Linked DNA regions of Homo sapiens: all the other regions are linked to region 1. Evidence: chromatin contacts called from ENCODE Hi-C or POLR2A ChIA-PET data. All regions are on one chromosome and are shown on one strand. The core of a region is the stretch at or near the end of the contact, and the rest is flanking DNA. Distances in the headings are between cores, read along the strand shown. Region 1 holds the start of CRHR2 (corticotropin releasing hormone receptor 2). Region 2 overlaps MINDY4 (MINDY lysine 48 deubiquitinase 4). Region 3 holds the start of MINDY4 (MINDY lysine 48 deubiquitinase 4).

What was found. A loop is a pair of places that touch in the nucleus more often than their neighbours do. ChIA-PET counts read pairs that join two places held with the same protein, here RNA polymerase II (POLR2A). Pooled maps may share reads with other maps.
Region 2: a loop to region 1 is called in a pooled map, with 2.2 times the contacts of the local background. The contact joins the enhancer-like site here to the promoter of CRHR2 in region 1. A Hi-C loop is called at or near these places in 1 of 50 pooled maps.
Region 3: a pooled map shows a loop between it and region 1 (4-fold over the local background). The contact joins the promoter of MINDY4 here to the promoter of CRHR2 in region 1. A Hi-C loop is called at or near these places in 3 of 50 pooled maps. POLR2A ChIA-PET finds 5 or more read pairs at or near these places in 2 of 52 experiments (GM12878 and activated CD4-positive, alpha-beta T cell).

The regions. Positions count from the first base shown.
Region 1 is chr7:30,680,963-30,684,347 of GRCh38, forward strand. CRHR2 (corticotropin releasing hormone receptor 2) reads right to left here and starts at 1,494. Exons shown (of 12, transcript NM_001883.5): 1 at 1,216-1,494; 2 at 953-1,078. The coding sequence starts at 1,318. It overlaps LOC124901608 (a long non-coding RNA gene), which reads left to right and starts at 1,657. Exons shown (of 2, transcript XR_007060275.1): 1 at 1,657-2,111. RefSeq lists a silencer at 1,516-1,565.
Region 2 is chr7:30,797,952-30,801,336 of GRCh38, forward strand. All of the region lies in intron 5 of MINDY4 (MINDY lysine 48 deubiquitinase 4), which reads left to right. The region is part of intron 7 of INMT-MINDY4 (INMT-MINDY4 readthrough (NMD candidate)); the gene reads left to right. Among named protein-coding and RNA genes, the nearest start is that of MINDY4, 28 kb to the left of the region's middle. RefSeq lists enhancers at 1,849-1,968, 2,835-2,964. Within about 2 kb of position 1,765, at least 6 of the 41 ENCODE cell types and tissues checked have a DNase peak (open chromatin) inside an H3K27ac peak, as active enhancers do.
Region 3 is chr7:30,769,745-30,773,129 of GRCh38, forward strand. It overlaps MINDY4 (MINDY lysine 48 deubiquitinase 4), which reads left to right and starts at 1,673. Exons shown (of 18, transcript NM_032222.3): 1 at 1,673-1,812. The coding sequence starts at 1,750. All of the region lies in intron 3 of INMT-MINDY4 (INMT-MINDY4 readthrough (NMD candidate)), which reads left to right. RefSeq lists silencers at 1,554-1,603, 1,664-1,713, 2,084-2,233 and an enhancer at 1,789-2,083.

The DNA of each region.
Region 1 (3,385 bases), core at 244-2,743:
TTGACAACTGGGGTCCGGCTGGAGATATCAGGGGGGTTCTAGGTGGGGCAGTGATTGCTGCCCCCACAGCCTCCCGCAGACCACACACCTGGCTCCCATCCCATGTTCCACAGGGCACAGACAGGCACCTACCCACACGCACACACCCAGAACCCACACTGAACGACCCCACCTGGAGGCTGTGTAACTCCAGCAACCTCTACTGCCCTTTTCCCCAGAGCCTCAAGCCAGTCCATGATTTGCCAGGAGGAAGGCAGGCACAGGTTGTTCTCCTTGAGAGATGGTGTTGGGGTGCTGATTCAGACACCACTCATTATGGGGGCGCAGGAATAATGCTGCCCACAGCCCCTGACTCAGCCCAGCAGGTCAGTCCTGGGACCTCGGATTAGGGAAGATGCAACACCCCGCACCCTCTGGCTTAGCAGAACCTACGCCTGCATGTCCTCCCCACGAAACATGCGCTCGCCCCAGCCCTCCTGCCTCCTACCCTCCTCCTCCCCTCTGGTAGTAGGGTCTGGTCACTGCACTCACTCTGGGGGATTTGGGACTTAGCATATCCGCCCTCCTGGGATAGGTCCCCCTCCTGGGCAGGGGAAGCATTGTCTAAACAATGAAGCCCTAATGGGGAACTTCAGGCAACGGGAACCTACAATGAGGGAAGGAGGTTTACACTCCAAGAGGAGGAAGTATTTCCTTCTCCCCTTTTTGGGCTGTCACCGCATGGAGCACGGGAATTGTGGGCAAATCACTGGCTTACTGAGATTAGACGCTGTATTGGGGGTAGAAGCAGAAGGCGCGCCCCCAACACTGTAAGGGGTCCTTAACGCCCGCGGTCCGCGGTACCGCGGCCGTCAGCAGCTTTGTACCGCTGGGTCCGGAATCCTCTTTACTCCCTAAACCGCCTTCTCAGGAGGCCGGTGTAGAGCAGGCAGCGAGGGCCGGGGGCACTCACGGGTCGTGTTGTACTTGACGCCGTTGAAGTACTCGGGGCACGGCCTCTCCACGAGGGCTCCGGCAGCGCTGCGGGGCCAGCACGTTCCGATCTGGTCCAAGGTCGTGTTGCAGTAGGAGTAGGGACCTGGCGGCGGGAGAGAGCGCAGTAGGGCTCAGAGGGGCCCGCAGGGACGCGGGGCTCTCGGAGCGCGGGGTCAGGGGCGCACCCAGCGCGCGAGAGAAGGAGCCCGCGCAGCCTCCGACCGCTCGCCTCCCGCCTACCCTCGGGGTCCAGGGGTGGCCCCCAGCCGTCCAAGAGCAGCTCTTCAGCCAGCGCCAGGCTGCAGTTGGCCTCCAGCAGGCTGTGGAGCAGTGCCGCGTCCATCGCGTCCCGCAGCCGCGTGCGGAGAGGGAGTGGGAGTGCGCGCCCGGCGTGACTGCGAGGGAGTGGACGCGAGAGTGAGCGGCCGAGAGGGCGCGGGGTCCTGGCCCCCGCCAGCCCAGCCCCGATCTCCCGGGCAGCCTTTGGGCGCCACCTCCGGTCGCCCAGAGCTGTCAAGTGGGGACCTTCCCGGAGAGGAGCCGCCGAGTGCACGGAGCTGCGGGTACAGCCGCTCCGCCGCGGCCAATGGCTGCGCCGGGGGGCGGGGCCGGGCGGCTCCTCTCGGAGGGGCTCAGTCTCCAGCCCCCGGGCCCTCCACCCTGCCCAAAGTACGGCTTCTCAGTTCGCAGCTCTCTTCCACTCGCGGCGTCCAGAGGAGGGCGGTGGGCTGGAGAGCGTGGGCCTGGGGTGACGGAATGCTCTGTGCGGGGATCGCAGGCCCCCGAGCTGCAGGGGGCAGCAAAGCGCGCCCACCTGCCCGCCTGCCCGAGGAGAACACCGCAGCTCTGCTAATCGAGGGACAGCCGCAACCCAAAGTTCGGCAGCTTTCCGCCTGAGCTTCCCCTCCCTGAGCGAGGACACTGGAGGGAGGCAGAGACGGAGAGCCCATGGGCAGATCTGCATCCTCCAAAAGCCTCCATAGCCTCTGGGAAGGAAATGTATCGAGGAGGCCTGGAGGGAAGCAGGGAGACACCCATGAGTCTAATGAGATCAAGTGGCCTGAGTGGGTTGAAGTCCTTGGATCAGACCGTGGAAGCTGGAATGGAGAGAGATTTCGGAGGGGCAGCCAGACCTGGTGAGGAGGAACTGGAGTGGGTGGCTGGTTTTAAGTAGGAGCCCAGAGGCAGGGATAACATCAGGTCTCCTGCTTGAGTGACTGGGTGGCCATTTAATCAGATGGAGTAAGTCTAGGGGAGAAATTGGCTGAAATTATCTGGAAGGCTTTATACACCCAGTTGTTAGTGCCTTGGGCACCAGAAAGAATAAAGGAAGAAGTGAGAATGTGTCTCTCTTCCTCAAGGCTTGGGCAGGGCTTCACCTGACCCTGGTTTCCACACCAGTAGCGGGGCAGGGGCGGGGAGAATCAGGCCCCACAGCAGGTGTGGAGGAGCTGGAAACCTCCCCAGAGAACTTGCCCAGGCCCCCCACCCCACCCTGGCCCAGAATGCCTCCTTGGTGATCTGCTGTGGCTGCACCCTCAGAGTGCCCAGGGCGGGCCTGCTGTGTCTGCCAGCTGAGTGGGGCATTGGGCTCGGGAAGCAGGGCCTGGGGTAAGGCATGCTTCCACTCAGGCTGCATTTTGGTCCAGCCTCTGACTCTGCTCTCCCTGCCATGGTACCCCAGGCAGGATGCTTGCCCTCTCTTCTGGAGCTTTCTCCATCAGTGAAATCTTCCCCGAGGCCCCTCTCAGCTCTGAGACTCTCTGGTTCTGAGTTATGAGACGGAGAGTCTGGGGAAGACATACATGTGTGTTGTGTGTTGTTTGTTTCTATCTTTAGAGGGCAAGGAGAGCTGGAACCTAGTCTCAGAAACCAGTCCTGTTCCCCTGCCATCCTCCACATAAACCTAAGCTGCTAGGAAAGGCTGAAACCACCATGAACTAGCACCATGCCCTGGGCAGAGAGAGGCAAAGCAGCAGGCAGGCTGCTTTTGTGTGCTCCGCTCTCACCAGCCTCCATATTAATGGTGCTGTCACTGCCCAGGCAGAGCGAGTGAGACCACACTAAGACCAGGGCTGAGCCCTGGAATCTCTCCAGGGCCTGCTGACTGGCAGGAACAAGATGCTGAGCAGCCAGCCAGGTCTACCCTCTGCCTCCTGAATGGACAGTGAGAGCCCAGGCTCAGCTCTGGGCAGCTGCAGAGGTAGAGGTTCCTTGGTCTTCATATTATCCAGTGCCAGGAGCAGGGGAGGACCTAGGCAGAGTCCTACCCTCCGCTCCTAGACTGAGCCCTGTTACCCAGGGTCCCACACAGGCCAGAGGGTGGCTGGCCAGGTCAGCCCATGTATTCACAGGGCAATAGTGTCCCTCATATACAAGGGATAGCCCTTCACACAGCACGGTGCAGCAC
Region 2 (3,385 bases), core at 515-3,014, 120 kb after region 1:
AGAAGCGCATCCACATCTGTGGGCCCCTGGAGGCACTGAAGGACCTGGGAGAGTTTGGGGTGCACCTGTCTCTCTCCTCGAGACTGCTGAAGTGGAAACATCATAGAGTGTACTTACACTGACCTGGATGGTGCAGCCTACTACACACCTAGGCTAAATGGCTTAGCCTGTTGCTCCTAGTATACACACCTGGACAGCATGTTGCCGTATTGAATGCTATAGGCCATTGTAACACAATGGGAAGTATTTGTTTATCTAAACACATCTAAATTTAGGAAAGGTACAGTAACAATATGATACTATAATCTTATGGAACCACTGTGATATATGTGGTCTGATATTGACCGAAACCACATATCTCATTGGGATTCGTGTATGGATTGGATGTGCTGTGTTAGAGAAAGAAAGGAGGCAAGGATAACTGCAAAGATTTTGCTGAACAACTGTAAGAGGGGGGTTGCCGTTCCCTGAAATGAAGACTGTGGGAGAAGCAGGTTTAGGTCATGGTCATTGGGCCATAATTTATACCTCTGGTCTGCATGTTACTTTCTTCTTTTTTTTTTGAGACAGAGTCTCGCTGTGTCGCCCAGGCTGGAGTGCAGTGGCGTGATCTTGGCTCACTGCAAGCTCCGCCTCCCGGGTTCACGCCATTCTCCTGCCTCAGCCTCCCGAGTAGCTGGGACTGCAGTCGCCCGCCACCACGCCTGGCTAATTTTTTTTGCATTTTTAGTAGAGACGGGGTTTCACCATGTCAGCCAGGATGGTCTCAATCTCTTGACCTTGTGATCCGCCCGCCTCGGCCTCTCAAAGTGCTGGGATTACAGGCGTGAGCCACTGCGCCCAGCCCTGCATCTTACTTTCTATCAGGCCAGTGGTGTTTCTTTGTGAACTGGCCTTCCTGTGGCCTTAGTTCAGGGTCCATGTGCTTGCAGTCCACACATGTGAGCAGTGAGCTGTCCTGTTACTTTTGTGCTGTGACATTTCTCCTCTGGCACTGGGGTTTTATTGAAGCTGTTTAAGAGGCTTCCACACCAGGACTATTACTAGAGCCCAAGTTAGTAGGGTTGCTCACAGCTACTGTCTAAGGACAGTAAAAGCAAGTCCCCATCTTGCCTTTATGTCATGCACTTCTTTGTCTTGTGCTTGCAGGTTGCAGTCTGCTGAGCAGACCTCCAGGCCTCTCTGGGCCTCTGTGCTCCTGTCTGTAAATGAAGGGGTAGGATGGGCTGCTCTGTAATGGCTCCCCAATTCTACCCTCTACACATGCCTAGACCAGACTTCTGACTTCTTTTGTAATCTCTGAATTACTTTGATTCAGTTGACCTCTCTAAGGCTCATCTTATGTAAATAATGAGCCTGTAAACCAGGGTCCTGTGACTTTGGAGTCCTTCCTAGACTATAGGCTCCTCTGAGCACCTGTGGGTATATAGTAAATGGATTTAGGACACAGCAACCTGGAATCACTCCCAGCCCTGAGTATGAGCATCTGTCACTGGAGGCCTGTTCCAGGCTGTTCCTGGCTGCAGCATTTTGAGCTGAAGGCAGGCTGACTAGGGCAAGGTTAAATTCCACCATCCCTAACCCCTTTGCCTATTACTTGTTGAATGGTTTCTCAGGTTAGGTTCCTAAGAACAATGGTTCTTAAACTGTGATCTCTGGACTGGCAGCATCTGCATCATCTGGGAACTTTTTAGAAACAGCTTGTCTGACCCACTGAGTCAGAAGTTTGGGGGTGGAGCCCAGGAATCTGGGTTTTAACAAGCTTTTTAGGTGATGTCATGCGTGTCAAGCTTTGGGAAGCAATGCCCTAGGGGCCAAGCCTGAGTCAGATTCCGGTACATGTAATTTGTTGGGGGCATGCTCTCAGGAGGAAGTGGGGTGAGGAAAGTGGAACTGGGCAGGGGAAGGAGCTCAGCAAAGGTGTGAGGGCTAAGGGCTCAGGCTGATCCCCTGGGGAGATGTGGAGCATGAATTGACTCAGAGTTAGTCCCATGTTTAAGGCAAGGGAGTGAGCTTTTTGTGCCCCTCTTAGTCATTGGCTGTGGGCTGCCCATCCTGGAGTGGGGCGGGCAGTGTGCAACCTCCTAGATGAGTTTGGCAAAGGACGATTCTCCAGAAAAGGATGCAGCTGTGAGCCCTTAGCAGCTGACATTGACAGCAGCTGGGAAGTATTTACCTGTCTGAGGCAGCTGGGTGGGACACCTGTGGCCTCCATGTCAGTTCTCATGGCTCCTTCTGCATTCACCCAACCCCTAGGTATTACAGTAAAGATAAACTGCAAAGCCTGTCCCTGGATATCACCTTAGATGCATTGGATGCCCTGGTGAGATGGGCCAAGCAGGGATCTTTTACAGGTTAGGATACAGACTCCAGAAGGTGAGACTGAAACGAAACTGTTTCCAGGCTCAGACAGCCTTTCCCATCATGACATGTGCAGCCCTCTGCAAGAGCATCATATTACCCATTACTGGCTTTGTGGCTGGGTCACGTCCTTTTGTCTTAGTGAGTTCAGAGGTGTCATAGCCCAGGTAGGCACTGGGGATGCCAGTGCATGATATGGTTCCCTGCCTCCAGAAGCCCAGGGTGCACTGGGATGCCCTGTGTAATTGGGTGCTAAATTGTGGCCCTCACAAAGGAGTGGAAGTTCAGGGAGCAGTTAAGGGACGCTATTGAGGGGGCAGGAGGGCCCTGGGCTTGGAGAGGCAGTGTTTAATGCAAAAGACTTCCTGGTAAACCAGTAACATTGGAGAAGGAATGGCTGTACTTTTAATTCACAGATCCAGGGGAAGATTAACCTGCCTTGTTCTGCTGTGGGTCTCTGCAGCCTTGATACAGCCAAGGGCCCAAAGCCTCAGTGTTTCTGCCTTTGCATTGAAACACTCCTCTGACACTGGGGATGCCTGGCAGTTTTTCAGGTTTTGCAGAAGAATGGACAGTAGATGGCAGCAGATCTTCATCAATCCTCCCAACCCCAGCGATTTAGTCTCGTTGCCCTTGTTGCATAATTTAATTCAGGGGACATTCACCAGGCCCTACCAGACCTTTCTTAAGCAGTCCAGGGGGAGAGAGACAAGTGCATCCCAAACTCTCCCAGGTCCTCTAGAGCCTCTGGAGGCCCCCAGATCTGGAGTGAAAGCCACGGGCGCACAGATGCCTCTCTGTGTCCTGAGGGGGAATGAATTGTGCCAGCCGGGACTTGGAGGAGGCTTACAGAGGATGTGGCATTTGCGGTTCATTGACTGTTCCCTGCTTCTGAGCATCCCAGCTCTGAAAACATCTGCACCTCATGGGATGAGTAATGGGGAGAATTTTCATTTTAATTTGTCTTTATGCATTATTTGGACTTCACATCAGACTATTAAGGTTCAAAATCTGACTCTTGAGA
Region 3 (3,385 bases), core at 423-2,922, 89 kb after region 1:
TGTGGTACATGTGCCAGTGGTGGTTGTAAGGTGATTTAGGTGAATGCATACCTTTCTGGTTTTGTGTTTGTTTTAATGTGTATTAGAGATTTAATAAGCACATAAAACCCAAGATCTTGTGGCTATTACTGCTTGGGAACACTTTCCTTTTAAAATAAATTGTAAAACATGTATGTGGATTTAAAGAAAATAATACATAAGTAACTGTATAGGGGTTAAGGGCTGAATTGTGTCTTTCAAAACTCCTGTGTTGGGCCGGGTGCGGTGGCTCACGCCTGTAATCCCAGCACTTTGGGAGGCCGAGGTGGGCGGACTGCCTGAGGTCAGGAGTTCAAGACCAGTCTGGCAACATGGTGAAACCCCGTCTCTACTAAAAGTACAAATATTAGCTGGGCACGGTGGTGGGCGCCTGAAATCCCAGCTACTCAGGAGGCTGAGGGAGGAGAATGGTTTGAATCCGGGAGGTGGTTGTTCACTTGGCAGTGAGCCGAGATTGCGCCACTGCATTCCAGCCCGGGCACCTGAGCGGGACTCTGTCTCAAAAAAAAAAAAAAAAAAAGAAAAAAAAATTCCCGTGTTGAAGTCCTAATGCCTGGTATTCCAGAATGTGACTGTGTTGGATAGGGTCTTTAAAGAGGTGATGAAGTGGAAATGCAGTCATTAGGGTGGACCCTATTCCAATACAACTGATGTCTTTATAAGAAGAGATTAGGACACAGGCACACACGGACGGCTAGCCACGTGAAGACACTGGGAGAAGGTGGCCATCTATAATAGAGGCCAGGGAGAGAGGCCTCAGGAGAAACCATCCAGCTGACACCTCGATCTTGGTCTGTAGCCCTCAGAACTGGGAGACAATAAATGTGTTGTTTAAGCCACATGGTCTGTGGTACTTTGTATGGCAGCCCAAGCAAAGGAATACAATAGGTAACATGCGGAAGTGGCAAAGATTGTGAAGGTGGAACCCAGGTGACTAAGTTCGGGGAAAATGTACTGGGCTTGGTTAGAAACCCAACTTTCCCAGTACCCAGCTGTGTGGGCCTCAGCAAAATCTTAGCCTTTCTGAATCTCAGTGTCCCGTTTTAAAGAATGGGGCCAACAGTAACTACCTAGCCAGGAAGTTGTAAGGATTAAAAGTGCAACCGTGAGTTAAGAGCTTGGTGATCAATAAATGGCAGTCTCATTACGGGAAAGCAGGCACCAAGGGGGCGAGGAACATCTCCTTTAATTTCGGTGCCCAAGAAGCAGAATGCTGGGCTTCCTTGCCCCCACCGTCAAGGCCCGCCAAGGTCAGTAGCGTTGGTGGCCCCAGAGGGGGCCGTGGTGCTGAGGGTGGACCTGAGGGGGTCACTTCCCTGTGAGTTTAGTCCTCCAGAAACAAGGAGGCAGGTATTCTTCCCATTTTATGTCTAGGAAAATGGAGCCTCGGAGCGGAGCGGTAATTTGTCCTAGGCCTCTCAGATGACCAGGGCCAGGGTCAGAGTGAGGCCCCGAGTCCGGAGCCGTGGACGGGGCCCTAGGCGACACCAGGGCGCCCTGACTGCGGCCTCCCACTCCGAGACGCGAGTTTGCGGGACGCTCCACCCCTTCCCTCCCGCCCCAGCCCGCCAGCCCCAGGGAAGGGGAGGAGTTCTTGCCGCGCCGACGCCGCCGTCGCCACGGCAACGCGGCCATACTGCGCCGGACAGACCCAGTTGCCTGGTGCTGCGGCCCGGCGTGGGCCTCGTGGGCAGAGCCAGAGCCAGAGCCATGGACAGCCTCTTCGTGGAGGAGGTGGCCGCCTCCTTGGTCAGGGAGTTCCTCAGCAGAAAGGTAACGGCTCGCCCCCTCCAAAGCCCAGGAAGTGGCTCTAATTTGGGGGGATCATCGGGGTCTCCCCTGAAGGCTTTGCAGCTTCTGGGAGGGCGCCCGTTCCCTACCTACTGCCTGCTCCAGAGATGCCCCAGAAGAGCGCCGCTTTCCCGGGACAGGGGAAACTACATTTCCCACGAGGCGTTTCTGCCGTCGTCACCGGGCGCTTCCGCAAGGCACGGTTTGGACCCCGTCCGCTGCCCTCCTGGGGCATCCGCGCTCCGGGGCGGCGGCAGCTGGGGAGGGGGCCTGGGGGCCGCGCCAAGCAATCCTAGCGCGGGCGCACAGCGGGCAGGCCTGCGCCCTAGCCTGGCTGCCGGCCTCCGTGCGCTACCCACGCAAGTCAGGGTCCCACTCGGAAAGAACTTCTCCCAGAGGGAACCCCAAAAGCCCAGAAAAGTTCTTGACGGTCAAACCCTTAGTCATTTTAGTCAACAGTGGGAATTCCAGTGGTTGCTTTAATTTTTGTAAGTTTTCCTATTGTCTTGTCCCAGGAGAGTTTTTGCAGTGTTCACAAGCTTGGAAGGTCCTTAGCTGTCATCTGGCCTCAGGGTGGAGATGGGGACCTCGGTGGGGAAGGAGCTCGCCGGGGGGTCTTGGGCGTGGTAGTGGAGGGGGACATACATTAGCTCATTCAGCACATGGTGACTGAGGGCTGCACTCTGTGTGTTTTGTCTGTCCTTGCAGTGTCATACTGGGCTAGGGCGATGGGTACTTGTCTTGTATGAAAACACATACACGTAATTTTTTGAATGGAGGAAAGGGGAAGGACTTTGAAGTCAGACGGAGACAATTCAAATATTTGCTACTAGTTTGCAGTGTGAACCTCAGTACTTTACTCACTGTCTCAATTTCGTTATCTGTAAAACAGGAAAGTAAGACCTACTCTTTGCAGATTTATAATGAGGATTAATATTAACATATGGGCAGCTTCCAAGCATTGGATCTGACATATAGATACAATGTGCACGTAGGTGTTCAACTTTATACCTCCTCCCACCCTCACTGTTTCTGACACCAAACAGGTGTCTCTGAAGTGCACCTGTTTGGAAAGTGTCTTTGTGTGTTTTTTATGATTTATTTTTATTTGAAAAAATTTTAAATGCGTTTGGCTTTGTCGCATCTGCCCTGTCTTTATGGCTAATTGACCTGCCATCACCTGTCCTGGCTGCATGTTGGATATCAATTGACACACCCTGGAAAGCTGACTGTTAACATCATTTCTTTTAAGTCTGGGTCACTGAAAAAAACTCTTAGAGAGGGCTTCCTCGTGTTCTTTCTTGAGTACAAATGAAATCCAGTGTCCTCACTGACATCCAAGCCTGCCCTGTAGCTTGACCCCAGCTTACCATCTCAATTTCATTTCTAGCCTCTCCCACATCCCTCCCCACCACCCCCCACTTGACATGGCCGAGTTCCCCTGGTCTCCTCTCCCTCGCATGTTTTATCTGGGCACACTAAGGCCCTAAGAGTAGAAAGGAGTTGCCCACAGTTACTCAGAAGGTCACAGTGAGCTGGGACTGCAGCCCAGGTA